Linked DNA regions of Homo sapiens: all the other regions are linked to region 3. Evidence: read pairs that join two places in POLR2A ChIA-PET (ENCODE). Cell type or tissue: MCF 10A. All regions are shown on one strand. Each heading gives the region's core, and the rest is flanking DNA. Links, peaks and the distances in the headings are about the cores only.

The links. Peaks named below come from ENCODE experiments on the same cell type or tissue, not always from the same donor. Only the 100,000 strongest peaks of a DNase experiment are listed, where the experiment ranks them.
Region 1: POLR2A ChIA-PET joins it to region 3 with 6 read pairs; 3 of 35 experiments call an interaction of 5 or more read pairs at or near these places.
Region 2: POLR2A ChIA-PET joins it to region 3 with 7 read pairs; 1 of 35 experiments calls an interaction of 5 or more read pairs at or near these places.

What each region holds. Positions count from the first base shown.
Region 1 is chr1:206,879,304-206,890,469 of GRCh38, reverse strand. It overlaps LOC105372879 (a long non-coding RNA gene), which reads left to right. Exons shown (of 2, transcript XR_007066836.1): 2 at 4,768-5,161. Among named protein-coding and RNA genes, the nearest start is that of IL24, 13 kb to the left of the region's middle. RefSeq lists an enhancer at 1-366. In MCF 10A, for the core only: no CTCF peak of the experiment used is centred there; DNase peaks (open chromatin) are centred at 2,589, 4,619 and 4,919.
Region 2 is chr1:206,959,059-206,964,058 of GRCh38, reverse strand. It overlaps FCAMR (Fc alpha and mu receptor), which reads left to right. Exons shown (of 8, transcript NM_001170631.2): 5 at 1,508-1,846; 6 at 2,836-3,637; 7 at 4,262-4,380. Among named protein-coding and RNA genes, the nearest start is that of FCAMR, 8.9 kb to the left of the region's middle. RefSeq lists an enhancer at 1,292-2,491. In MCF 10A, for the core only: no CTCF peak of the experiment used is centred there; a DNase peak (open chromatin) is centred at 2,188.
Region 3 is chr1:206,709,275-206,720,440 of GRCh38, reverse strand. All of the region lies in intron 1 of MAPKAPK2 (MAPK activated protein kinase 2), which reads right to left. Among named protein-coding and RNA genes, the nearest start is that of MAPKAPK2, 30 kb to the right of the region's middle. RefSeq lists a silencer at 10,023-10,317. In MCF 10A, for the core only: no CTCF peak of the experiment used is centred there; a DNase peak (open chromatin) is centred at 5,520.

The sequences.
Region 1 (11,166 bases), core at 2,372-7,371, 170 kb before region 3:
ATCTCACCAATGATAGTGTCTTTTTTATGCTAACGCGTGACTGACAGCTGGGGGTTCCTGGATAGCCTAGGGATGGGAGCTGTTTGCCAGGGAATCAACCATGAGATAAGAGGGTTGGAGCTTTCAGCCCTACTCACTCCACCCCACCCCACCCCATCCCACCTCCAGGAAGAGGAGGGAGAGTGAAGGCTGAGTCAATGATCAATGCCTCATGATTTAATCAGTCATGCCTCTGTAATGAAACCTCCACAAAAACCCTAAAGGAAGAGGTTTGGAGAGCTTCTGGGTTGGTGAACACATGCAGGTACTGGGAGGGGGGTGCCCCAGAGAGTGCAAGGAGGCTCTGTGCCCCTTTCCACATACCTTGCCCAATGCATCTCTTCCATCTAGCTGTTCGTGAGTTGTATCCTTTCATAATAAATGGTAATCTGATAAGTAAATTATTTTCCTGGTTTCTGTGAGCCATTTTAGCGTATGATCAAACCAGAAGACGGTGTCATGGGAACCTCCGATTTATGGCTGTTCGGTCAGAAGCACAGGTGATAACTGGGACTTGTCATTGCTGTCTGAAATGGGAGCAGTCTTGTGAGATTGAACCCTTAACCCGTGGGATCTGATGCTATCCCCTGGTAAATAGTGTCGGACTTTAATTGAGTTGTAGCCATCCATTTGGTGTCCACCGAGAATGAAGAATTGGTTAGTGTGAGAAAAAATCTCACACATTTGGTGGTGGAAAGTACTGGTGTGAGTCTAGTCGTATAATTACTACTATGTAATTAGACTGGTTCACAAATCTAATTATGTACAAGGTCAAATTGTCTCCCAGGCTATTTGCCCAAAGATCTTTGCCAAATATTTCTCATTTTTGCTCAGGCAATGGCCACAGGCTGAGATGTGGCCTGCATCCAATGGCATTATTAAATACTGATCTGCTTTGCACGTGTTCCCAGCGTAAGAGTAAAAACCCAAAAAGTGATGCTATGACCACCTGTCTGGACATAGAAAGCCAGGGAAACAGAATCTGCGATTAGGCCAGCACAGGAGAGAGTTCTGGATCTGTGGATGAGGATATCATAGTCTTATCCTTAGAGCAGCCATATCCTGCTACCTTGAACAAGCCACTTACTTTCTCTGTGCCACGTGCCTCATTCTGTCCAAGAAGGAAAATGATCCCTATCCCGTCTATCTTATAGACTCTCTTCCAGTTTCATTCCCCTTTAAAATCCCTGTCCCTCATCTAGGAGATTCTTCTAAATGCACAAGTCTGATCATATTATTCCTCAGCCACCAAATCATTTTTGGTTTCTGATAAGGAAAGTTCCTCCCTCCTCTCCCCACAACCCATTGCTCTTTTGTTCTACTTTTGCAAACCAGTATGCTGGGTGGGTGGGAGGGGTTTATAGAATGTATATGTTCATGAAATTAATGTTCATTAAATGTTCATGAATCAATTTTTAATTTCAAAACCAGGTAAATGAAATGTATTTAAGGAGGAGGATAATTCAATTGCTTTTTCCTTTTGTGTGATCTTTAATTGGTTATTTCTATGGGTAAAAGTCCATGTAATAGAATGCTATTCCACCACTCAAAATAATTTATATTTACATTCTTAAAAAAACTTTTATAAAATTTTAGATTTAAAAAAATCAGGTTACAGATGACATATGCAGTAGGATCCCACTTTTGTAAAAGATAAAATGGGCAAAAGTGTTGAAAATGAGCTAGAAATATAAATGCTGAGATGTTAACAAGATTATCTTTGAGTGGTGAGATCATGGGAGTTTTCCTTCTCTATAGCTTAACTGTAGTCTCCAAGTTATACAAAATGCAAGGCTTTTAGAAAAGTTGTTGTAAATTTAAATAAATCTTTAGTTTCACTATTGCCCACTGAAAATTGTTGAAATTCCCCTACCTGGCACTGCACATTCTCTGAGACCCAATCCATTCACCTTCCCAGCTTTCTCTCTTCTACACTTCCACACACCATGGTACCAGCAAAACTGAGCGTTTCATCTTCACCTCGTGCCTCTATGCCTCTGTTAGGCTGGATCTGAAATGTTCTTGCCACCAGCCAAACACTAGCCACCCTTTATTGCTTCAACATAGAAACATGGCATATGTTGCTGACTGTCAAAAGCAGATTACATGTATATGTATGTATACATATACATATATGCATATACAAGCATGTGTGTGTACATATGTGTAATACACACACACACCTTTTTAAGAATGCTTATTTTGAAGGAATAAGATTACAGGCTTGGCAGGCTTTTATTTTCATCTTTAAGCTATTTTGTATTTGCAAAACAAAGAATAAAAGAATTCTACAAACACCAATTTAGAAAGAGAGGTTGAGACTTACATTAAAAATTTTTTAGCAGTACTTCAAGGCCAATTCCTTGAAGCCATTCCCAAAAGCTGCAAGGAATTTCTGTCACCTCTAAACAATGTAGCAATTTGAACTTCTTTGGTGGCACTTAGTCTTCTCTCTCTTTCTCTCCTGGGCTAAGATCATGGGACCGCAAAGGAACAGATCTTATGTTCTTCTCTTTTGCTCACACTGCTCAGCACAGTGTAGCAGCTTGTTAAATAAACAAACAAATCGTGAGTAAGATACTTGCTGTCAGAAGTGTTCAGGATGACTTGAAATCTGCATTTGGCAGGTTAATATCACCGCAAGAATAAAGACTTTTAAACCTGAAGGTATTCAAGGCTGGATATCCACTTAAAGGTATGATAGACATTACAGTTGTTCGCTCACATTTATAGTCTTCCACTTCTTGGAACACAGGAAAATTGCACTTCACTGTTCCATTGAAGTTAGACGTGGCCATGTGGCTGTTTAGACCAGTGAAATATAAGTGAAAGAAACACATGTCATGCTTGAAGGAAGCATTTAAGAGCCAGCACACAATCGTCCACACTCTCTCATCCCCTGCCATGTTGAGATGGCAGCATTATTACAGGATGATAGCATTTCCTGCAGCCTGTCCCTGAGTACCCATGATGAGGAGAGTCCCCATGCTAACATCTATTCCATATATAAAATAAGTGAGAAATAACTTTTGTTGTAATATGCTGCTGAGAGACATTAAGGAGTTGTTTGCTTCTACAGCATAACTTAGGCTAACCTGACTAATGCAGAAGGGATGTTAGAAGGGAGAAGGATTCTAAACACTTTAAAAGTGTTTAGAATGAATTTAGACTTTGCTAGGAACAAATGAATTTAGACTGCTATAGATAAAGCTCCAGAAAGCTCAATGAATTTAGACTCTGCTATAGGTAAACTTTGATTCTATATGCTAGTTAGTCAACTCATTATAAGTCACAGAGATTCTCAAATTCCTTCTTTAATGGAAAGCATTGCTTTCTCCTTGAACATGGAGTTAATGATGCATTCAACTGGGTGAGGTCAGGTTATAGCATGATGCTGACCACTTTGGGATTTAGCAATGGGCTGCTCAGTTCACTTAGGGGTCACATAATGAGAAGAAAGCTCTGTAAGGGATGATGGATGGAAGACTGAAAGCTGACCTGCAGAAAAGGGCTTTTCGCTCCTGGTAGGGGTGATGTAGAGCAGCAGTCTGCAACCTTTTTGGCTCCAAGGACCAGTTTCATGGAAGACAATTTTTCCACAAACAGGAGTTGGGGGATTAGGTTTCAGGATGATTCAAGCACATTACATTTATTGTGCACTTTATTTTTATTATTATTACTACATTGTCATATACAGTGAAATAATTATACAACTCACCATAATATAGAATCACTAGAAGTCCTGAGCTTGTTTTTCTGCAACTAGACAGCCTCATCTGGGGGTGATGGGAGGCAGTGACAGATCACCAGGCATTAGATTCTCATAAGGAGCATGCAACCTAGATCCCTCGCATGCACAGTTCACAATAGGATTTGTGCTCCTATGAGAAGCTAATGCTGCCACTGATATGATAGAAGGCAGAGCACAGGTGGGAATGCAAGGGATGGGGAGTGGCTGTAAATACAGATGAAGCTCCGCTCACTCACCCACCACTCACCTTTTGTGCAGCCTGGTTTCTTTCTTTCTTTGTTTCTTCCTTCCTTCCTTCCTTTCTTTCTCTCTCTCTTTTTTTTTTTTTTTAATTGTAGGAATCTCACTCCGTTGCCCAGGCTGGAGTGCAGTGGCGCAATCTCAGCTCACTGCAAGCTCTGCCTCCCAGGTTCAGGCCATTCTCCTGCTTCAGCCTCCCGAGTAGCTGGGACTACAGTCACCCGCCACCATGCCCGGCTAACTTTTTTGTGTTTTTAGTAGAGACGGGGTTTCACCATGGTAGCCAGGATGGTCTCGATCTCCTGACCTCGTGATCCACCCGCCTCAGCCTCCCAAAGTGCTGGGATTGCAGGCATGAGCCACTGCACCCGGCCACAGCCTGGTTTCTAACAGGCCACAGATGGATACTGGTCTGTGGGCCAGGAGTTGGGGACTCCTAATGTAGAGAATCTTCTACTTGCAGAAGCCTAAGATGCCAGTAAAAAGTTTAGGATGAGCCAACAGCCACACAGACACACACACACACTCATACACACAAAGACTTACAGCACACACACTTACTACATGGATTTTAAAACTGGCAAAGAAAGGCAGGCTAAGGCCTGGCAGGTCCGAGCTTGCCCCAGAATAAGAGCAACTAGAGTTTGTGTCCCTGAAAAAGCTCATATATGGTACTTGAAATGAAAATGACGTGAATTCTTACACTGAAATCTTATCTTTTGGCTTCTTATCTCCAGCCTTTGCCCACCGCTAAATAATCAGATCCAGGGAAGCATCAAAAGTCAAAGAAAGGATGAAGAGAAGTTGCTTCCAGCAACAGTGGGTGGGGCTTTCCATTTAAATTCTGCCTTCAACTTCCAAAAAATATCCTCTTGGGAAACTTATTACTCATGAAAATGAAGAGAAGGTGTTTTCCTCCATGGAGCAATCTCTGCCTTGAAAAGTCTCCATCCCTCTTCCTAGCCCAGAGAGATGATCCCACAAGGAAGTGGATTTTGTTGCTTAATCCTAGTTAACTGAATTCTGTTTTCCCACAATAAAATAATAAAAGTAATTTGGAATAGCATAACCTGAATGTTCATATTTCCACAGCCTGTGATTAAAAATTAGAAATAAAAAATCTTGAAATTCTGTCGTTCCATCTGCTCATATAAACATAGCAGGCTCTTGGGGAGTCTGTCCCTAGAGTGTTTTGAGAATTCTCAAAGGGATGTTTCTTCCAAGCCCATGAGGCAGTCTGTGCTTTCAGGGCTGGCTGAGCTAGCTATTGCAAGCTCCATGTGTGACCCCACTGGTGGTGAGAAGAGGGTTCTCCTCAGCAGCTTCTCAGTGCTAAATTGCTCCTGCCAAAAAATTTTGCAAGGTCACATTCACCCCAATAGGGAGATTGAGTCCAAAGTGTTGCAGAGTTCAGTGAAGCAGCTTTCTCAATGTACACTCTGAGACCTGCTTGGCCCCAGGATGCCCACATACCTCCACAGTGGTTGGTTTGGAGGAGTTTCTCGTAACATGGGACTGGAATTCATCAATATCAGTGACATTGGTTCCTGTTACTGAGCACAGCTCACATGTCACACTCCTTTCTTTCTCAAGGTGAATCCTCTTTAAGGGGTAGGGGTTGCCATTAACCCCCTGTAATCTGGATTCTGTATGCTCTGATCTATCAGCCATGTCTATGAGTGTTGAATCCCAAGTGTGAACAGAGTTCAAGCCTTTTCCCCAGAAAGTTCTTCAGCCCCACTGTAATTCAATGGAGGCAAATGAATACTTCTAGGGGAAGGGGAGCTAGCTCTACTGGCTGGGTTTCTTGGAGGGAGGGAGCAGGGGAGTTTCAACTCCAGTCCAGTGAGCCAGTTGGTCGTGTAATGCTTTACAAAGTACTTCTACAATTTGATACCCACAAAAACCCTATAAGACAGAGCAGATATCATTATTTCTGTATTATGATTATAAAACCAAGGCAAAGGGAAATTTGGTGGTTTGCCTAAGCTCATAGAACCAGAAAATGGAACTACCTAGAATTCATCCCAGGTCTCTGACTCCAAGTTTAAATACTTGGGAGGCAGTACAGTGTTCTGGAAAACATGCAGACTATGGAGTCACACGGTGTGTTTGTATTCCTGGCTCTGCAACTTACTAGCTATGTGACTTTGAATGATTATTAAAATAATTGAATAAGTTACTTGATTCTTCTTTGATTCGGTTTCCTCATCTGTGAAGTGGAAATAACAATATCACCTGCTTCATAAGTATTTATGAGAGTGAAATGAGAAAATACAGGCAAAGCACAGAGAAGAGAGCTGGACACATTAGTAAGCACTAGAAAGAGTAAGCTATTAGTTGCTGGGAGCGGTGGCTAACACCTGCACTTTGGGCAGACCAAGGTGGGAAGATCCCTTCAGCTTAAGAGTTTGACACCAGCCTGGGCAACATAGAGAGACCACATCTCTATTTTTTTAATACTTAAGAAAAAAATAAAAATTAGCTATTATTAACAATTGCTAATTTTATTTTTATATATTCCTGTGCCACATTCAATGCCTTTCCCTAACAAAAAGAGCTTAGATCAGAGAGGCTAGACAACTGCAAGCAACTTTTCACCCTTTAACTATATGATTTTTAAAAGACAACTACCTGATAAAGTGTTCATAATAGTAACCCAGATAGAAACAACAAAATATACTGTGATTAATCCCAGTTCTTACCAGTCTGTTTCAGGAGACTGTAAAGTTGCTTTAAAATGATAACAGGAATCTAATACCAAAACAAGTCATAAGAGAATATGACATGAAAACTTCAGGACCAAATTCAATGAGCAAGCTCTTTTTTGATTAACAATAGTAATGAAAGTAGATGTGAATGCAATCATCTTCTAACAAGCCAAATCATTTTGTTCTAAAATCATTGTGAATTAAATAACTATTTCTACTTTCCCCTAATGTTTGATGACCTGAAAATGTTTTTATTTCATCTTTGTTTTTTAATAATAGCTTTATTGAGCCATAATTCACATACCCATAAAATGCATCCTTTCAAAGTATACAATTCAGCAGTTTTTAGTAGTTTCACAGAGTTGTGCAACCAGCATCACTAATTTCAGAACATTTTCATCATCCAGAAAGAAGCCTTATACACATTAGCAGTCATTCCTGACTCTTCCCATTCCTTCGCTGGAAGTCTGGTTCACTTTTTGTCCCTATAGATTTGCCTGTTCTGAATGTTTCATATAAATGGAATCATATTATAAGCATTTCATATAAATGGAATCATACACTATGTAGCTTTTGTGACTGGCTTCTTTCACTTAGCTTAATATTTTCAAAGTGCATCCACGTTGTAGCATGTATCAGTTCTTCTTTCCTTTTTATTACTGAATAATTCTATTGTATGTACCACATTTCATTATACATTCATCAATTAAAGGATTTTGCATTGTTTCCACTTTTTGACCATCATGAATAATACTGCTATGAACTTTTGTGTCCATGTTTTTGTGTGGGCATCTCTTCAACTCTCTTTCAATACCTGGGTACCTGGGTGTGCAATTGCTAAGTCATATGGTAACTCCATGTTTCACATTTTGAGAAACTGCCAGACTGTTTTCTAAAGTTTCTGCACCATTTTACAATCCCACTAGCAATGGGATTATAAAGCAACGTATGGGGGTTCCAACTTCCCCACATCCTCATTAACACTTATTGTTGGCTATGTTTTTATATTTGAGCCGTCCTAGTGGATGTGTAGTGTTACTGCATTGTAGGTTTGATTTGACTCTCCTTAATGACTAATGATGTTGAGCATCTTTTCATGTGCTTATTGGCCATTCATACATCTTTTTGTTTGTTTGGTGAGACGTCTATTCAATCTGGATTGTCTTTTTATCATTGAGTTTTAAATGTTCTTTACATTTTCTGTAGGCTAAGTTCCTGTATTAGGCTATTCTTGTGCTGCTATTAAGAAATACCAGAGGCCGGGCGCGGTGGCTCAAGCCTGTAATCCCAGCACTTTGGGAGGCTGAGGTGGGCAGATCACGAGGTCAGGAGATCGAGACCATCCTGGCTAACCCATGAAACCCCGTCTCTACTAAAAATACAAAAAAATTAGCCGGGCATGGTGGCGGACACCTGTAGTCCCAGCTACTCAGGAGGCTGAGGCAGGAGAATGGCGTGAACCCAGGAGGTGGAGCTTGCAGTGAGCCGAGATCCCATCACTGCACTCCAGCCTGGGCGACAGAGCGAGACTCCATCTCAAAGAAAAAAAGAAATACCAGAGCCTGGATAATTTATCAAGAAAACAGGTTTAATTGGCTCACGGTTCTGCAGGCTGTACAAGTATGGTGCTGACATCTGCTTGGCTTCTCGGGAGGCCTCAGGAAGCTTTTACTCACAGCAGGTGAAACAGGAGCAGGCACTTCACTTGGCAAAAGCAGGAGCAAGAGATAGAGAGCTGATGGGGAGGTGTCACACACTTATAAACAACCAGATCTCGCAAGAACTCACTCACTGTCATGAACACAGCACCAAGCCATAAGAGATTGCTCCCATAATCCAAACACCTCCCACCAGGCCCCACTTCCAGCATTGGGTATTACAATTCAACACGAGATTTGGGAGGGGACAAATATCCAAACTATGTCAGTTCCTCATCTAATATAATTTGCAAATATGTTCTTTCATTCTGTCAATTGTCTTTTACTTTCTTGATAGTGTCCTTTTTTTATGTGTGTGAGATGGAGTCACTCTGTCACCCAGGCTGGAGCACAGTGACATGATTTTGGCTCACTGCAATCTCCACCTCCCGAGTTCAAGCAATTCTCCTGCCTCAGCCTCTCAAGTAGCTGGGATTACAGGCATAGGCCACCATGCCTGGCTAATTTTTGTATTAAAAATTCAACTAAAAAGTGGAGATGGGGTTTCACCACGTTAGCCAAGCTGGTCTTGAACTCCTGACCTCAGGTGATCTGTCTGCCTCAGCCTTCTAAAGAGTTGGGATCACAGGCGTGAGCCACCATGCCCGGCCAATGGTGTCCTTTAAAGCATACAGTTTAAAATTTTCATGAACTCCAATTTATCTTTTTTTTCTCATGTTGCTTCTGCTCTTAGTGTCATATCTAAGAAAGCTTTGCTTAATCCAAGGTCATAAATAATTACTGCTTTCTTATATAAATTTTATACTTCGGCTTTTTTTTTTTTTTTTTTTTTTTTTGAGATAGGGTCTCACTCTGTCACCCAGCCTGGAGTGCAGTGGCACGATCACAGCTCACTGCAGCCTCACTCTCCCAGGCTCAGTTGATCCTTCCACTTCAGCCTCCTGGGTAGTGAGACTACTGGCACACGCTGCCACACCCAGCTAATATTTTATATTTTTTGTAGAGATGGAGTTTCACCATATTGCCAAGGCTGGTCTCAAACTCCTGGGCTCAAGCAATCTGCCTGCCTCAGCTTCCCAAAGTGCTAAGATTACAGGAATGAGCCACCAGGCCCAGCCATTTTGAGTCAATTTTTGTATATGTTGTGAATAGGGGTCCAGCATCATTCTTTTACTTATGGATATCCAATTGTCCCAACACCATTTGTTGGAAAGACTATTATTTTCCCCATTGAATAGTAATGTCACCCTTGTTGAAAAATCAAGTGACCATAAATGTAAGGATTTATTTCTGGGCTCTCAACACTATTTCATTGATCTGCATGTCTAGTCTTTTACCAGTATGAGCCTGTCTTAATTACCATAGCTTTGTAATAAGTTTGAAACTGGGAAATGTGAGTCTTCCAACGTTGTTTATCTTTTTCAAGATTATTTTGGCTCTTCTGGGTTCCCTTAATTTCATATGAATTTAAGATCATGTGATGTTAATTTTATGTGTCAACCTGACTGGGTCACAGGATATGCAGAAATGTGGTTAAACATTATTCTGGGTATGTCTATAATGGTGTTTCTGGATGAGGTTAACATTTGAATCAGTAGACTGAGTAAAGCAGATTTTCCTCCCCAATGTAGGTGGGCCTCATCCGACTTGCTGAAGGCCTGAATAGAATAAAAGCTCTGAGGCTGGGCACAGTGGCTTATACTTGTAATCCCTGCAATCTGGGAGGCCGAGGTGGGAGGATCACTTGCACTCAGGAGTTCAAGACCAGTCTGGGCAACATGGTGAAGCCTCATCTCTAAAATAAATATAAAAAATTAGCCAAGTGTGGTGATGTGAACCTGTAGTCCCAGCTACCAAGAAGGCTGAGGTGGGAGAATCACCTCAGCCCCCAGGAGGTCGAAGCTGCAGTGAGCTGTGATTGCACCACTGCACTCCACCCTGGGTGATAGAGTGAGACTCTGTCTCCAAAACAAAAACAAAAACAACAAAACAACCCTGAGCAATGGAGAATTCACTCTCTCTGCCTGACTCTCTTCAAGCTTAGGCATCGGTTTTCTCCTGCCTTCAGACTTGTACTCAGACTGGAACTTATAAAATTGGCCCACCTGATTATCAGGCCTTTATACTGAAACTAGAACTATGCTGTTGGCTTTCCTGGGTCTCCAGCTTTCCAGCTGCAGATCTCAAGACATCTCAGCTTCTATAATCCATATATACTATTTGTTCTGTTTCTCTGGAGAACTCTGACTAAGACAGATCAATTCGTTAATTTCTGCAAAAAAAAAATGCCAGTTGAGATTTTGATAGAGTATATTATATATGTATTCACCATCATTTACGAAGCATTTCTCCTCTGGTTATAGAACTTTTGGTTGACAGTACTTGTTTTTCTTTATAGTTGTTTTTTCCTCCCAGCAATTCAAAGATATCGTTTCCTTATTTTATGGCTTTCACTGTTTTTGTTGAGAAGACAGTTGCTAATCTTAGTCATTTGAAAGTAGTTTTTCTTTTCTTCTGATTGTTTCTGAAGTTATACTTTTGTCTTCAATTTTCAGCAATTTTACTATAATGTGCTTAGATGTGTTTTCTTTGTATTTTGATTGCCTGGGGTTGTGGAGTTTTTAAAATCTGTGGTCTTATATGTTTTATCAGCTTTTTAAAATTCCCAGTTATTATCTCTAGGAATATTGTTTCTGCCCCACAGTTTCTCTTGCCTCTTTTTCAGGGAATTCAATTACATGTATACAGACTTCTTCACTGTGTTCTC
Region 2 (5,000 bases), core at 1-5,000, 250 kb before region 3:
GAAAGCCACTCAACAAGCATGCCCTTTGTCCCAGGTTCTTCTGACTGCAGGACACAGGTGTACTTCCTGTGTTAAATGCAGGGCCTCCACCTAGAGGGCCACCCAGAGGGGACTATGACCACAGAGCAGGGCAGATAGCCAGAAGTCATAGGCTTGTGGGTGGTGGCCACTAATGGCCAGCAGAAGAACCTGCAATTCTCATAAGGAGAGAACGACAGCCATATATGCTAAAAATACATCTGGTAGGCAAAAAAGAGGCAGCCTTGGTCATCTGCCATGCCCAGAAAGCACCAAGGGCAGATCACAACTGTCTCATTCACCTCTCCTCTCCCCACTCTGCCCAACTCTGGAGGGACCCCCAAACAGAAGCTTTGAACAGGGGAAGGGATAGAGCAAAGCAAGAGACCCCAACCATGCCCCCCTCCTCCATGACAGACTCCAAGCCCAGCTGGGAGAAAGGAAAGGGTTTTGACTGGGCAAAAGATTGGAGTTGTGATCTTTCACTGGACTGGACTGGATGTATAAGTTTAGACTAGGCGGGGCTCTTTATTATCCATGAGAAATTACGAAAGAAAGCTACTATACATGAGATTATGCCTGAAATTTCAGCAAGGATCAGAGATGTCCACGGAGAAGGTATGAAGAGGCAGTGAGAGAAAGAATGAACTTTGTTTCTGCTTGCACCCCATCACATTTAAGTCATCCAGGAAGCTGGCCATATATGTGGTTCAACTACGAATTGTCCTTAGGCCTGTTGCCAAGCAGACATATTCATAGTACTGCTCATCTGTGCTTATATGGTGGCATTTGGTTGTTTCTGTTTCTATGGAAAAGTGACTAGTGTGAAAAATTTTGCAACCACTGGTCCAGACAGGTACCCACCAAGCAGAAGGGGATTCTTGTGTTTCAGGACTCCCCGTCTTTTGCAGATGAAAGGTACACTGATATGTTCTTACTGCTTAGCATCTGTCTTTTACATTCCATGCAAACCAGAGCCCTTCTATCAGGGAATCATCACTGTTGTCCTGAAAGGGTCCTTGTTTATAATTGTGAATATTTTTGTCTTTTGATGATAGATTACCATTTAATGTTATCATTGGTGGCATAGTTTGGACTGTGTTGTCTAAATCTACAGTGAGGAGTGACTGAGTGAGTGAGTGTCAGATGTTGCCTCAGCCCTCTCATGTGTGCTTAGATGGCATCTTTTTAAACATCTGCATTGGAGCACAGGGGAACCCAGGCTCTGGATGGACCAGGATAGCTCAGGATAAGTGTTAGCTTATCAAGGTGGGTAAGATTATGATTACATTTTCATCTTCCATACCTTGGGACAACATCTGCTTTCCCAATGGCTGAGTTCTGCCATTTTTATATTGATTCTGCTCCATGTTCACAGTGGTATTTTCTGACTTGACCCCTAATTCTGGCAGAGTTCAGAGTTCGTGAGTCCCCAAACAGTGACTATGCTCACCACTTCCTCTCCTTTGACTTCCTTCTCTGTCTGCAGCTCCAAATTCATTGAAGGGCTCAAGGCTGGTGTCAGGGGAGCCTGGAGGAGCTGTCACCATCCAGTGCCATTATGCCCCCTCATCTGTCAACAGGCACCAGAGGAAGTACTGGTGCCGTCTGGGGCCCCCAAGATGGATCTGCCAGACCATTGTGTCCACCAACCAGTATACTCACCATCGCTATCGTGACCGTGTGGCCCTCACAGACTTTCCACAGAGAGGCTTGTTTGTGGTGAGGCTGTCCCAACTGTCCCCGGATGACATCGGATGCTACCTCTGCGGCATTGGAAGTGAAAACAACATGCTGTTCTTAAGCATGAATCTGACCATCTCTGCAGGTATGAGCTGACGGCTGATGGGCCAAGCTTGGTGAAGCACGTTCTAGGAAGGAGAAAGTGGGAGAGAAGCCTCAGAGACCCAGAAGGGCTTGAAACATTAGGGAAGTGACAATGAAAAGCTGGGGCAAGGCAAAGACTTTAAGAAGTAGGCTTTCATTTCAGAAGAAGGCTGCCTTCAAAAAAAAGGAAGATTTTAGGAAAAACTTCCCCAGTGAATGCATGTACACTCTCCCACCTGTGTCCCCCAAATGTCATGAAATATATATTTGGAGACGGCTCCAAGAATGGGATGACGTGGCTTCTTAGGATCCTGATAGCTGCATGTTCAGACATGCAGAGAAGCGGCAGCACTGCAGAGGAGGTGTGACAGGCAGGACAGAAGAATTGCAACTGGGCTGTCCTTCACACAGACTCTTGCTGAGTCCCTCAGCCAACATCTGACAGCTCCCAGGCCTAGGCCCTCTGCAGCAGGTTCTGTTTGTTGATCCCAAGTCAGGCACCCAGAGCATAGGAAGGGCCTCCAGGCTGTGAAAGGCCACTTGGCAGAGGAGACAGCATGACAGGAGGCAGCCTGAAAGCAGGTTAGTTCTATTAGATGCTGCTCTCCAGCCGCCTGCTGCAACGGGCTGCTCTGCTAGAAGTGGAGTGTTTCTTTTACCTTTTTTGAAGAACAATACCTGCTGGGCGGTGGGCCTCTGGAGAAAACAGCTTGGGAATTCAAGACAGCTGGATAGAAAATATGTGGGCATGGGAGAAGGAAATAGGAGTATAACATGTCAGTGTCTGCCACAGACGAGAGAATGTTTGCCACAAACTGGAGAATGAAACATTTTCCTATTTTTTATTTTATCCAACCTATTGGTCAAAGACTGCAACTCTTAGTGAGGTTGCATTCCACTTAGCAGACATTTTAAACCTGGTGTCCTTTGCCAAATCCAGTAGGTGGCCTGCCAGCCTTCCCATGTGGCCTCCCTCTGCTGTCCACACAGGTCCCGCCAGCACCCTCCCCACAGCCACTCCAGCTGCTGGGGAGCTCACCATGAGATCCTATGGAACAGCGTCTCCAGTGGCCAACAGATGGACCCCAGGAACCACCCAGACCTTAGGACAGGGGACAGCATGGGACACAGTTGCTTCCACTCCAGGAACCAGCAAGACTACAGCTTCAGCTGAGGGAAGACGAACCCCAGGAGCAACCAGGCCAGCAGCTCCAGGGACAGGCAGCTGGGCAGAGGGTTCTGTCAAAGCACCTGCTCCGATTCCAGAGAGTCCACCTTCAAAGAGCAGAAGCATGTCCAATACAACAGAAGGTGTTTGGGAGGGCACCAGAAGCTCGGTGACAAACAGGGCTAGAGCCAGCAAGGACAGGAGGGAGATGACAACTACCAAGGCTGATAGGCCAAGGGAGGACATAGAGGGGGTCAGGATAGCTCTTGATGCAGCCAAAAAGGTCCTAGGAACCATTGGGCCACCAGCTCTGGTCTCAGAAACTTTGGCCTGGGAAATCCTCCCACAAGCAACGCCAGTTTCTAAGCAACAATCTCAGGGTTCCATTGGAGAAACAACTCCAGCTGCAGGCATGTGGACCTTGGGAACTCCAGCTGCAGATGTGTGGATCTTGGGAACTCCAGCTGCAGATGTGTGGACCAGCATGGAGGCAGCATCTGGGGAAGGAAGCGCTGCAGGGGACCTAGATGCTGCCACTGGAGACAGAGGTCCCCAAGCAACACTGAGCCAGACCCCGGCAGTAGGACCCTGGGGACCCCCTGGCAAGGAGTCCTCCGTGAAGCGGTAACCCCAGGCACCTTCTCCCGGTTGGGGGGCCCCACATCTGCCTCATCCCTGGCATGCAAGGGAGGCCCCTCTCCCTCTGCTCACTTCTCTCCCTTTGTACCCACAAGACAGTGACATACACATCGGATGCCCTCCCTCACCCAAGGGGCCTTGCTGTGAGAACGCTCCCTGAGTATTTCCATGTGGTTTTCAAGTGATATCTAAATGATAGAAAGACAATATTTAGGCTGGAACCTTCATTAGGACTTTCTGTTTTTAAAGATAAAGAATAGGCGCTCCGGAGAGAGGGGGTGATGCACTGAAGCCACAAGGAAAGGTTGTGGCAGAGCCCAGTGCTGAGGCTGGAGTCGCTTGCTCCCACCTAGTCCTCTTTCTCACTGGGAGGCATCGCAGGGCCCACACACAGATGGGTGGAAGAGGGAAAAGGATTCAGGCTTGGAAGCCTGAAGACAGAGATTCTAGCCCCAAGCTCTGACACTAACCAGCCATGGGAACCAGGGCTGCCCATTTGCTTTGGCCTCAGCTCCCCAATCTGTAAAGTAAGGATGTGGGTAAATGGTCTTTAATCTTCTGCCCAGCTCCAACCTCCTCTCCCCTGTGCTCTTTCCACCCCCACTGTAGTACTTTTCCAGAAGATGAAAGCAGCTCTCGGACCCTGGCTCCTGTCTCTACCATGCTGGCCCTGTTTATGCTTATGGCTCTGGTTCTATTGCAAAGGAAGCTCTGGAGAAGGAGGACCTGTGAGTTGAGTAGCCCCAAGGCTAGATAGAAGAGTTCTGGTTCCCACCTGACACCCTCAGGGCTGGGTAGGGGTAGAGTCCTGCCAGGACTTTTCAATGTAGAAGAGCTAAATTCTAGGCTGAGCCATTTAACCACTCTTGGCCTTGGTTTCTTTTCTTTCTTTCTTTTTTTCTTTCTTTTCTTTTCTTTTTTTTTTTTTTTTAGACAGACTCTTGCTCTGTCATCCAGGCTGGAGTGCAATGGTGTGATCTTGGCTCACTACAACTTCCGCCTCCCAGATTCAAGCAATTCTCCTGCCTCAGCCTCCCAAGTAGCTAGGACTACAGGCATTTACCATCATGCCTGGCTAATTTTTGTATTTTTAGTAGAGATGGGGTTTCACTGTGTTGGCCAGAATGGTGTTGAACTCTTGACATCAAGTGATCCTTGGCCTCCCAAATTGCTGGGATTATAGGCGTGAGCCACTCTGCCCAAACTGCCTTGGTTTTTAATCAATAAAATTAGAAATTATCTCTGTACTTACGTGTCAATGGCATCCCAGAGCACAAGGAGAAGCTCCTGGAAGATTACAAAGGCTGTGATGCCTATGTTAACCATAAGCCTCATAAGCAACCCTCAC
Region 3 (11,166 bases), core at 2,622-7,621:
AGCGGAGGTTGTAGTGAGCCTGCACTCCAGCCTGGGCAACAGAGTGAGACTCTGTCTCAAAAACAAAACAAAACAAAACAAAACAAAAACAATAAAGGCATTAAGACTCAATGAGTTGTTAATGGTAATGATCTCTGAAAGACAGAATCACAGATTTAATTTCCTTTATTATGTCTGTATTTTCTAGGTGATTTACAATTAGTATATGTTACTTTTTAAAGAGACAAGCTTAGCTCTCTAAATTTTAGTCAGAGGGCAGCCATCCACGTCTCAGGCCCTATGGCCATGGAGCATATCTCTGGGGCTTCCGGAAACTCTGCCAGGTGGAAGATCTGGAGCCAGAGAGGGACACAGGAGGAGACACATGAGCACTTGATCCCATCCTAACAGAATGGATCACTCAGTGAAACCCCGGAGTGCCTAGCATGTGCCACACACTGGTTTAGAGGATGCCAAGGGTATAATAGAGAACATGACAAATAAGCCCCGTGACCGCCACAGAACTTAACATTTTAGTGCAGGAGGTACACCAAAAACAAGCTCAAAGAAAATAGTTTTAATTATACACTGTGATTTGTGCTGCAAAGGAAAGAAATAAGATGCTGCCACAAAAGCAGCAATGGTTTAAGGGAGAATCCTTCTCATCTCTCAAAATTACAGACAGCTGCTTATAGGCTGGAGCAAGATGTCACACTTCTCAATTAGCCCAGCTTGGAAGCATAAGAGGTGGCAGATAGAGCAATCTTGGCTGAACTACTGACGTTCCTCTACATTGATTGGGGAAGAGAGTATGTCCTCCTTTCAGAGCCTCTGCAAAGCTCAATGAGGAGTGACGATGGTTCTCCCCTAGAACCATGATCTAAACATAAATCTAACAACAGGTTTTAAAAGCCTTAGAAGGTTGATGAGATAAAGATATCACACAGACCCTTCACGTGGGTGCACACATTCCCAAACATTTGGTTGGGAGGCAAAAGCAAGTCTCTATTTGTTATTAATGTTCATTAATATGATGGGGAAAAGTCCCTACCCAAAACAAAGCTAAAACTTACAACGGGGAATCCCAGTACCAAAAGCCTTAAAACAACCACGCGTCACTGCCCAGAAGATGGGGCCTGGCTCGACTGCGGGCCACTGTGCCTGTCGGCCCCCTCTCCAGAGCTGTCACAGGCAGTCACAAAAGCCTAGGGCTCAACAAAAAGTCAAGAGGCCTAAAAATCGCACTGTAGATGACAAATCTTTAAAATATTTCCAACACATGATGGATAAAAGGCTAACTTAACTCAGGCAAATCAATTGTTGAAGATCAACAACCTAATATAAAAATGGCCAAACGATAAGAACAGGCAGTTCAAAGCAAGAGAAACACAGATGGCTGAATGGAAGACACTCAGTGTAGCTCAAAGAGAAATGTTTATAAAAAAGATGATAATTTCACCAGACTGGCAAAAAAAAAATTTTAATGTTTGACCAAAATAAAACTCCCAGGTTTATGCAAAGATCTGGGGAGAAAAGGCACTCTCTTACACATTCAGTTGGTAGAGAAATAAACTAGTATTTTTGGGGAGGTATTTGGCCATGTCTATCAAAATTGTAAATGTTCAAACCTTGGACCCAGTAATTACCCAGCAAGAAACCATCCTACACATTATATTCATAAAGCATTTTAATGGCAAAAAAACTGGTAATAACCTAAATGCCTACCAATAAGAGGGTGGTCAGATAAATGAAATGACAGCAAATCCATACAATGGAAAACGTGCGGTGTCGTAGAAGAAAGAGGCAGCTCCCCATCCACGGCGACGGGGAGAGCAGGATGCTATTAAATGGGAAAGCAGATAAGGACCAAGATGATATAATACTTTGGCTTTATCTTTAACATCCTATTTTTTTTTTTTTTTTTTTTTTGAGATGGAGTCTTGCTCTGTCGCCCAGGCTGGAGCTGCAGTGGCATGATCTTGGCTCACTGCAAGCTCTGCCTCCCGGGTTCACGTCATTCTCCTGCCTCAGCCTCCCAAGTAGCTGGGACTACAGGCGCCCACCACCATGCCTGGCTAATTTTTTGTATTTTTTAGTAGAGACAGGGTTTCACCATGTTATTCAGGATGGGCTCGATCTCCTGACCTCGTGATCTGCCCGCCTCGGCCTCCCAAAGTGCTGGGATTACAGGCGTAAGCCACAGCGCCCGGGCAACATCCTAATTTTTTAAACAGAACTGCTTCCACCTTACTTAAGTAGCTTTTAAAGTATATTCATAAAGACAAGAAGCAAACACACCTAAAAGTTAATTAGTGGTTAATTATAAGTGGTAGTAATATGGATGACATTTTCTTCTTTTGCATATTTTTTAAATTTTCAAAAACAAAAAAGTACTGAACAGAATATATAGCATAATCCCATTTCTATAGTTTTGTTGTTATTGTTTTGTTTTTTAGGGAAGAGGGGAGAGGATATATGAAATTGTAGATGTTTAAGTTTTTTTCTGGAGGAATTTACCTCCCCTGCAAAAAAAAGGTAGCAGTGTTGACTACTGGGGAATAGGTACTAGAGAGAGGCGTGTATTTTTTTTTCTTTCTGTTTTATATCTCTATGTATTGTTTGAACCTTTACCATCTGAATGAAATTTTTTAAAAAAAATTAAGTAAAAGGGTTTGGGTTCTGAGGTGCAGTATGATTCAGGTCTTATATTTGAACCCCTGGCCTGAGACAGTGACAGAGATGTGCCCCAAATGTAGGCCAACCTTCCTGCTAGAGGCAGGAGAGCACAGATGAGAAATTTCACACTGGCCACAGGAGGAAGAGAGGCCTTGCATAACTCTAGGTCAGAGGCCACACTTGACCAGGCCTGGCATCTTCCCAGAGGATGTAACCCTAAGAATTGATAAGGAGCGAGCAGAGGCCCCAAAGCCCCAAACCACTGCTGCAAGCCACTTCTGACTTATATGGACATGAACACTGCACACAGCAGTGATGTCAACCACACAGGAGTCTTGGGTAGGAAACTGAAAGATGGGGACAGAGATATTTCTTCTGTTTCTTCCAGCAAATGGCACTGAAAGAGAAAGAGGAATTTTCATTTCAACCGCATCAATTATGTACCAGGTGCACTTTATATATAGCAAATATTGCTATATTTAAGCTTCCTAGCAGCCCTACAGAACAGGATCCATTGCTGACTCCATCGTACAGGTGCGGCAACCAAGGCCCAAGGAAGTATTAATAATTTGCCCAAGGCCACATGGCTAGTAGGTAATAAAGCCAGGACTCAGACCCAATTCAGATCTAACCTTTTATTCACAGCAAAGGAGGCTTTGACAAATAAACCCTGAGCTGGTAATATTAGTTTACCGCTGGCCTCTCTCGTCCCCTCCTAAGTGACTCGTCTTTGCTCTGTTCACAGGCCTGCCCTATTCGCATCAGGCCTGGGGCCAGAGCCCAGTAGAGAAGAGTCACAATAAACACTTACCAATTAAATGGGCAGACTGTACACCAGAACAAGATACAAGGCATCTTTCCCTAGGAGACCAGGCAGACAGTGGTAGGAAGGAAACACCCTAAATGTTCCAAGTTGGCTTTAAGCTAAAATCCAAGTGGCAAGAAGAGAAAGATCATGTTCTTAGTAGTATCTAGGTATCTAGTATCTACTTTAAAAAATCCACAGAGATGGACAAACTAGCAAGAGAAAGTAAGACGGAAGGAGGTCAGGAACACTGCGCCTCTGGCCTAAGCAGCCCCCATGCATACGACCCTGTGCGGCTGCCAAAGCAAATCTAAAATTTTACTTTGAAGCGACAAAAGCAATCTCACCTTCATCACCCCAGCTGAGCAGAATGAGACTCACAGCAACGTATACCTGAGTCCACAGATCTCACAGGGGGTGGAGGAGAGTTGACAGAGAATGTGGAGGAAGAGAAGGATCCTACAAATCAAGAGGGCGGCCCACACACACACATCCCCCACCCAGTACACAATTCCACACGCCTAAGACTGGAGACAACTGGGTGAGGAGAGAAGGAAAAAGAACCGGAAGATAGATGATTGTTATGGTGACACACAGCAGACTACATGGCCAGGGAGAAGACAGGAACCACTCTTTCCTACACAGTGAGAGAAATGGCCCAGACACAAGAGTGAGTTCAAGCCACCAACACAAACACAAGGTCACTGTGAGAGAGAAGTCGAGGTCATGCCTTCTGCTACGAGCAGGGCACCTGATAAATAAATTCTCACTCTACATTACCTCTCACACAGCTGAAGATACAAGGAAGGGAACTATTACCCTGAACTTACTTCTGGCCAGGAAGAAAAACCTAGTAAATTATGTTTAAAAAAAAAAAAAATACTTCAGCTAGCAAAAACAATAATAACAAGAACACCACATTGGGAGGAAGTAAGCTTGTCAATTCAGAGTTCAAAGGAGGGAAATTAAAAAAAAAAAAACTGAGACAAAAACAGTTGTTTAGCCTAGACTTCAAAAAAACCAATATTCAGGTCAGGCGCAGTGGATCACACTGAAATCCCAGCACTTTGGGAGGCTGAGGCAGGAGGATGGCTTGATGACTAAGAGGATACAAAAAGGAGAAGGAGGAGTTCAAGACCAGCCTGGGCAACACAGGGAGACCCCGTCTCTATGAATAATTTAAAAAATTAGCAGGGCATGGTGGCACTAGCCTGTGGCCCCAGCTACTCAGGAGGCTGAGGCAGGAAGATCACTGAGCCCAGGAGGTCAAGGCTGCAGTGAGCCAATGATCGTACCACTGCACTTCAGCCTGGGCAACAGAGTGAGACCCTATCTCAAAAAAAAAAAAAAAGAAAGAAAGAAAAAGAAAAAAAAAACCAATATTTAGATGTTGAGACCAAGGAGTATGATGGGCAGAGATCCCAAAAGGGAATGCATTTTGAAAGACAAGGTCCAAGTCTCTAAAAAGTGAATTCTGATCATCTAAAACACAATAATCGCTTAAAGAAGAAACCAGGAGGAGGCAGCCACAAATGTCAGGGAGAAGTGAAGAGCTGAGACAGTAAAGGATGTGTGCAAAGACACGAGCAACTGCCCATGAGCCAGGACAGGCCCGAAGGGAGTAGTCTGCGCTCACTAAACACAACAAGCAGAGCTTGTGAAAATGCTAGGAGCATGTCTTCAAGCTACATCCAAAGCCATAAGAAGAACCAGGGAGGAAGTGGCCCTGGGATGGGGACAGAGACTCTAACACACAAAATGACAGAGAATGGAGAATTTTCATCTCCAGTATTTCCCATCTTTTCTATGAAGGAGAATGCTCCACAGACTAGAACAAGCTAAACATTTACACACATGCTCTCTCTCAAGAGAAGCCTCAATTCTAAGCTAGACCATAAACCAACTTACAATCACCCAGAATTACATCCCAGGATGCAGAAGGAAAGTACAGGTTGATTCCAGAACCACTGCTGGCAGTGGTTCAGGAGCTGAGGGGAGAGGAGGTGGCAAAGATCTGCTTTCTGGCAGCACACATTCTCTCGAAACCTGGTACCCACAATGCTCCAGGCACTAGACCAAGCTCACAGGGCTTCAAGGTTCACAGTCTAGCCAAGAGGGAAAAAGAAGCAATATGTAAACAAAACTGTTAATAAACTATGATGACTAAGAGGATATAAAAAACTGGGGGGTTGGGACTTCTTTTTTTTTTTTTTTTTGTGACCGAGTTTCACTCTGCTACCCAGGCTGGAGTGCAATGGTGTGATCTCAGCTCACTGCAACCTCCACCTCCCAGATTCAAGCAATTCTCCCACCTCAGCCTCCCGAGTGGCTGGGATTATAGGCTCCCACCACCACACCCAACTAATTTTTTTTTTTTTAAGTAGAGACAGGGTTTCACCATGCTGGCCAGGCTTAGTTTCGAACTCCTGACCTCAGGTGATCCGCCTGCCTCAGCCTCTCAAAATGCTGGGATTACCAGCATGAGCCACTGCGTCCAGCCGGCACTTTTGTTTGTTTAAAGGGAAGGGGACAAATAGGATAAACTCCTCAACATCTGCCTCTGGAAAAGCTCTAGAACAAATCATAATCTGAACCATCACAAGCTACCCTGGGTCGCTTAAGAGGCCACAGCAAGCTAGTCTCGTTTCCTTTTTAGCAGAGTTTACTGAATTATAGACCAAAGGAATGCCAGACGCAAGGGGTCTGGACCTCTATGAAGTATATGAACACAGTCTCCTGCCCAGACCTTAGGGATGACAAAGGAGGAGGCAGTGAGATGACAAAGCATTTAGATAATATTTGCAGTTGTTATAAATGGCCAGTAATAAAGTGCTGTTTGGTGGATCTAGGACAGGCTGCTGAACAGGCACCAAACTGAACTCACGGCCCCTTTGAATTTGCTCCCGGATCTCAGTAAACGGCAATGACATCACTATCTAGCCAGGCTCCCAGATATAAATCTTGAGTACTCATCCTCAGACTCTCTCCCTCCGTCACCCACAGAAGCAATCCAATTTTGTCTCTGGGAAGATCTCCCAAATCCATCTTTCCTTTTCCAGTCCTGCTATCGCTTACTGGGTTGCAGCCCCTTTTCTCTTGTGTGCTTTCTCTTTTTGAGACAGGGTCTCATTCTGTCCCCCAGGCTGGAGTGCAGTGGCATGATTTCAGCTCACTGCAAACTCCGCCTCTTGGGTTCAAGCAATTCTCCCACCTCAAGCACCTGACTAGCTGGGACTACAGACATACACCACCACGCCTGGCTAACTTTTTATTTTTTGGTAGAAACGGGGTTTCACATGTTGGCCAGGCTGGTCTCAATCTCCTGACCTCAAGTGATCTGTCCACCTCGGCCTCCGAAAGTACTAGGATTACAGGCATGAGCCACCATGCCTGGCCTACTCTTCTGTGTTTTCTAACTGGTTTCTAGAAGGGAGACGTACTCCATCCCAGTACATCTTGGGTCACATGCTGAAAGGCAAAGCTGAGCAGGACATTTTCCTCCTTAAACATCTCCACTGGCTGACATGATAAAATCCAAATTCCCTAACTTAGTCTTCCCTAGCTCCTATCCACATCATCGCTACCCTAACCTCCCAACACATCCCCTATATTGAAGCTACAATGCACTTCCTGACCTCAGGCAAGCCAGGCCTTGTCATGACTTCACGTCTGTAAGAACCATGGCAATGTCACCTCCTCTGTGAAGCCTCTCTGACCACTTCCAGGCAGAGTCAGCCCCTCTGCCTCTCTGTGCCCACAGACTCTTGCTAAACTCCTACTTCAGCACTCACCAGTGGGATTTATAAAACGGTTTCTCTTTTCACTGTGGACCATGTACCTCTTGGAAGCTGGGACAATGTCTTGTTCATCTTTTGATTTCAAATCCTAGACCCGGTACATGGCATTTAGGAGGTGTTCAATAAGTATCTACTTGTTGACTAAACCCAAAGAACAACTTCAGTGGCAAACCTATTAGTGTGTGTGTGTGTGTGTGTGTGTGTGTGTGTGTGTGTGTGTGATGGAGTCTCATTCTGTCGCCCAGGCTGGAATGCAGTGGCACGATCTCAGCTCACTGAAATCTCCACCTCCCGGGTCCAAGAGATTCTCGTGCCTCAGCCTCCTGAGTAGCTGGGACTACAGGCGCCCACCACCACACTCAGCAAATTTTTATATTTTTAGTACAGATGGGGTTTCACCACATTGGCCAGGCTGGTCTCAAACTCCTGACCTCAAGTCATTCACCCACCTCGGCCTCCCAAAATACTGGGATTACAGCAGGCATGAGCCACCACACCAGACTGGCTTTGCCTAGTATTAATATTTTACCAACAAGCTGACTAAAGACATAGTAGGCAGTAAGCTTATCAAACTTCCAAGTGACACCCCCTAAGAAAACAATGGGAGAGGCAGTCTGTGCTAGGTAGTAGATTTTTAAAAGATTACAGTAGGAGAAAATATACGCCAAAACTAACAACAACAACAACAAAAAAACCCATCTTCAACAGCACAGGATGAAAGAGACTTTTCTCTAGTCACATCTTTATAACATGAATGAGAGCCAAGGTTCTGAAGCCAGGCTGCATGGGGGCAGTCCCAGCTCCTCCATTAAACTGCTGTGGGCCCTGAGCACCTTTCCTAACCTTCTTATACCTCCGGTTTCCTTCACTGTAATACAGGGATAACAACATTATCTAACTCGCAGGTTGTTATTTAGTGAATAATAACAATATAATTGCACTTAGAATTGTACCTGACTCAGTAAGATCTTTTTTTTATTATTTGTTGTCGTTGTTAAAAGCTGCTTCTAAGAACAAGGAAGAGAAGGTGTAAAGCATTGTGATTGCAAGGGCTCTGAAATTACACTGCCCCAAGTTCAAACACCAGCTCTAAAGCTTAGTAGCTGCCTGACCTTAGCCAGTTACTTCACATTCTAAATCTCCATTGAACTCATCGATTAAATGGAGTTTATGATAGTATCCATCAAAAATATTCACTTTAGCATTATTTCAAATTAGGGGACAGAAGGAAATAAACTAAACAGCTGTTAATAGACAACGGGGCCAGGCACAGTGACGCACACCTGTAATCCCAGCACTTTGAGAGGCCGAGGCAGATGGATCACTTGAGCCCAGGAGTTTGAGACCAACCTGGGCAACATGGCAAAACCCTGTCTCTACGAATAAAATACAGAAAAAACTAGCTGGGTGTGGTGGCACAGGCCAGTAGTCCTAGCTACTTGGGAAGCTGAGACATGAGGATCACTTGAGCCTGGGAGGCAGGGGTTTCACTGAGCAGAGATCACACCACTGAACTCCAGCATGGGGGACAGAGTGAGACCTGTCTCAAAAACATAAAAAAAAAAAAAAAAAAAAAGAATGAGGTAGATTAAGACATACTGAAATCAAAAGTTCTTCAAAAATACATTCTTCTGGCTGGGCACAGTGGCTCACACCTGTAATCCCAGCACTCTGGGAGGCCGAGGTGGGTGGGTCACTTGAGGTCAGGAGTTCGAGACCAGCCTAGCCAACATGGCGAAACCCCATCTCTATTAAAAACACAAAAATTAGCTGGGTGTGGTGGTACGCACCTGTGGTACCAGCTACTTGGGAGGCTGAGGCATGAGAATCACTTGAACTCCGAGAGGTGGAGGTTGCAGTGGGCTGAGATAGCGCCACTGCGCTCCAGCCTGGGCGACAGAGAGATGGTGTCTCAAAAACAAACAAACAAACAAACAAAAAAAACTTCCATGAAAAAAGCAAGTTGTAATTTGATACATATAGTCTGATCCCATTTTGTAAAATGTTTTAAAAAGAGAAAAAGCATGGTGTGTGCATGTGTGCATGTGTATTCACCCACACTTTTTGTAAATACAGGCAGCTCTTGCTTTGCACAGTAATGCGGAACCATAAAAATGACCATGCAAAGCAACCCTAATCACCAATGAGGAAAATTATGATTTTTCCACGACATTTAAAAATTTCGGTCAAAACATTAAAAACTCTCTTGCTGTCAAATTATAAATAAGGAAATGAGAAAACAGTAAAACTATTTATTGTGTATACTCTAAAACATTAGAGTCACTGAGAATGAGTGTTTTATTGCTTTGTAAAAACCTTATCCAGAGTAATTTGAACAGCACTTGCCTTCTTGTTGTTTAACATCCAATATGGAATGAGTATCTTTCATATGCCTTTGCAAATTGTCATACTCCTTTCTAAGTTTGGATCTGCTTCTAACGTTTTATCCTTTGCACTTTCGATGTTGTGAAATATCTTCAAGGTGCCTTTAATGTGAAGTTTCCTTCTGCAGTGTCACCTCCTCTGGGACCTCTTCATCCTTTTCATCAAACCACTTTCCTCATTTATGCTGACATGCCACCTTCACTGAGTTTCCCAGGCTGTATATGTAGTCTTGAACAGTGACAGTGTTGACATTCCCACAGTCAGCTATCTAGTCTATATAATTCCATTACGTTTGGCTTGAAATTCACTACCAGCATTACCACATTTCATTTGAAATTTCATCTTTCTTGGCCAATTCCCTCATCAATTGTCCATTTTTGTAAAATGTCACGAGTTTCTCACTAGGAGACAGGGAGGCAACACAACTACACACTTTCCTGTCTGCGTGTGAAGTGAACAGATAGGCAGTGACCAATCACCAAAAGACTCTTCAAGAAGAAACATGATTAGTCAGTGACCATGAAGAGCATCTGTTATGTACATAGTGATCTGTGGACTGAAGAGCTAACAGCAAAGTTTGTACTGCATGCAGTTACTTGTAATACATATATCCTGGCAACTCAAATTTGAGCCAAATTCTTCGAGGACTGATGTTATTTAACCAAACCATAGTAACTGAAATTCACACAGATTAGAACCATGAAAAATGAGGACTGTCCATAGAAAGAGCATAATCTGTAAGTATATATGCTAAAGAGCTGGCAGTGATTACCTTTCAGGAAGAGCTATATTGTTTAAATTTTTTCTCGGTGACTAAGCTCTACACCTTGGGAATAGTTCTCAACCTGGTGTTAATTTGCCCCCCAGGGGACGTTTGGCAATGTCTGAAGGCATTTTCTGTTGTCATAACTTGGGGGCATGGGTAGATAGATGGTTGCAACTGGCATCAAGTGGGTAGAGGCCAGGGATGCTGCTAACTCCTACAAAGCACAGGACAATCCCCCACAACAAACAAAGGCTTATCTGGTCCAAAAGGTCAACAGTGCCAAAGCTAAGTACCCTAGTTTTAAATCAAGGAGTTTTTATTAAGCTAATTTGAATAGTACCTTTCTCACCAAGTGGTAGGCAAAAACTAAATGACACAATGGCAAGTAGAAAGTTCATAATAAATGCCATTAGTATCAGAGGCTCGGACTGACTTCAAGCTGAATGGATATCTTAATATGACCTTAGATTTGTGGTATTTTTACAAACATTAACTCATCTGATCTGATGCCATGACGTGGCTGCCAAAAAGTTAATATTTCCTTCAGCTCACAGATCAAGTACCTAGCTCAAGACAGGGATCCAAATGCACCCACACTCTATATTTCTCCCATACCTAGAATCCACATGTAGATCACATCGAGCAGCGAGAACTCAGTTCTGGGCAACACATCTGTAAAAGAGTATTATACTTCCAGAGGAGGACAACCAGGATATAAAAGATCTGAGGAGCATAACATAAGAGCAACAGTTCAATAA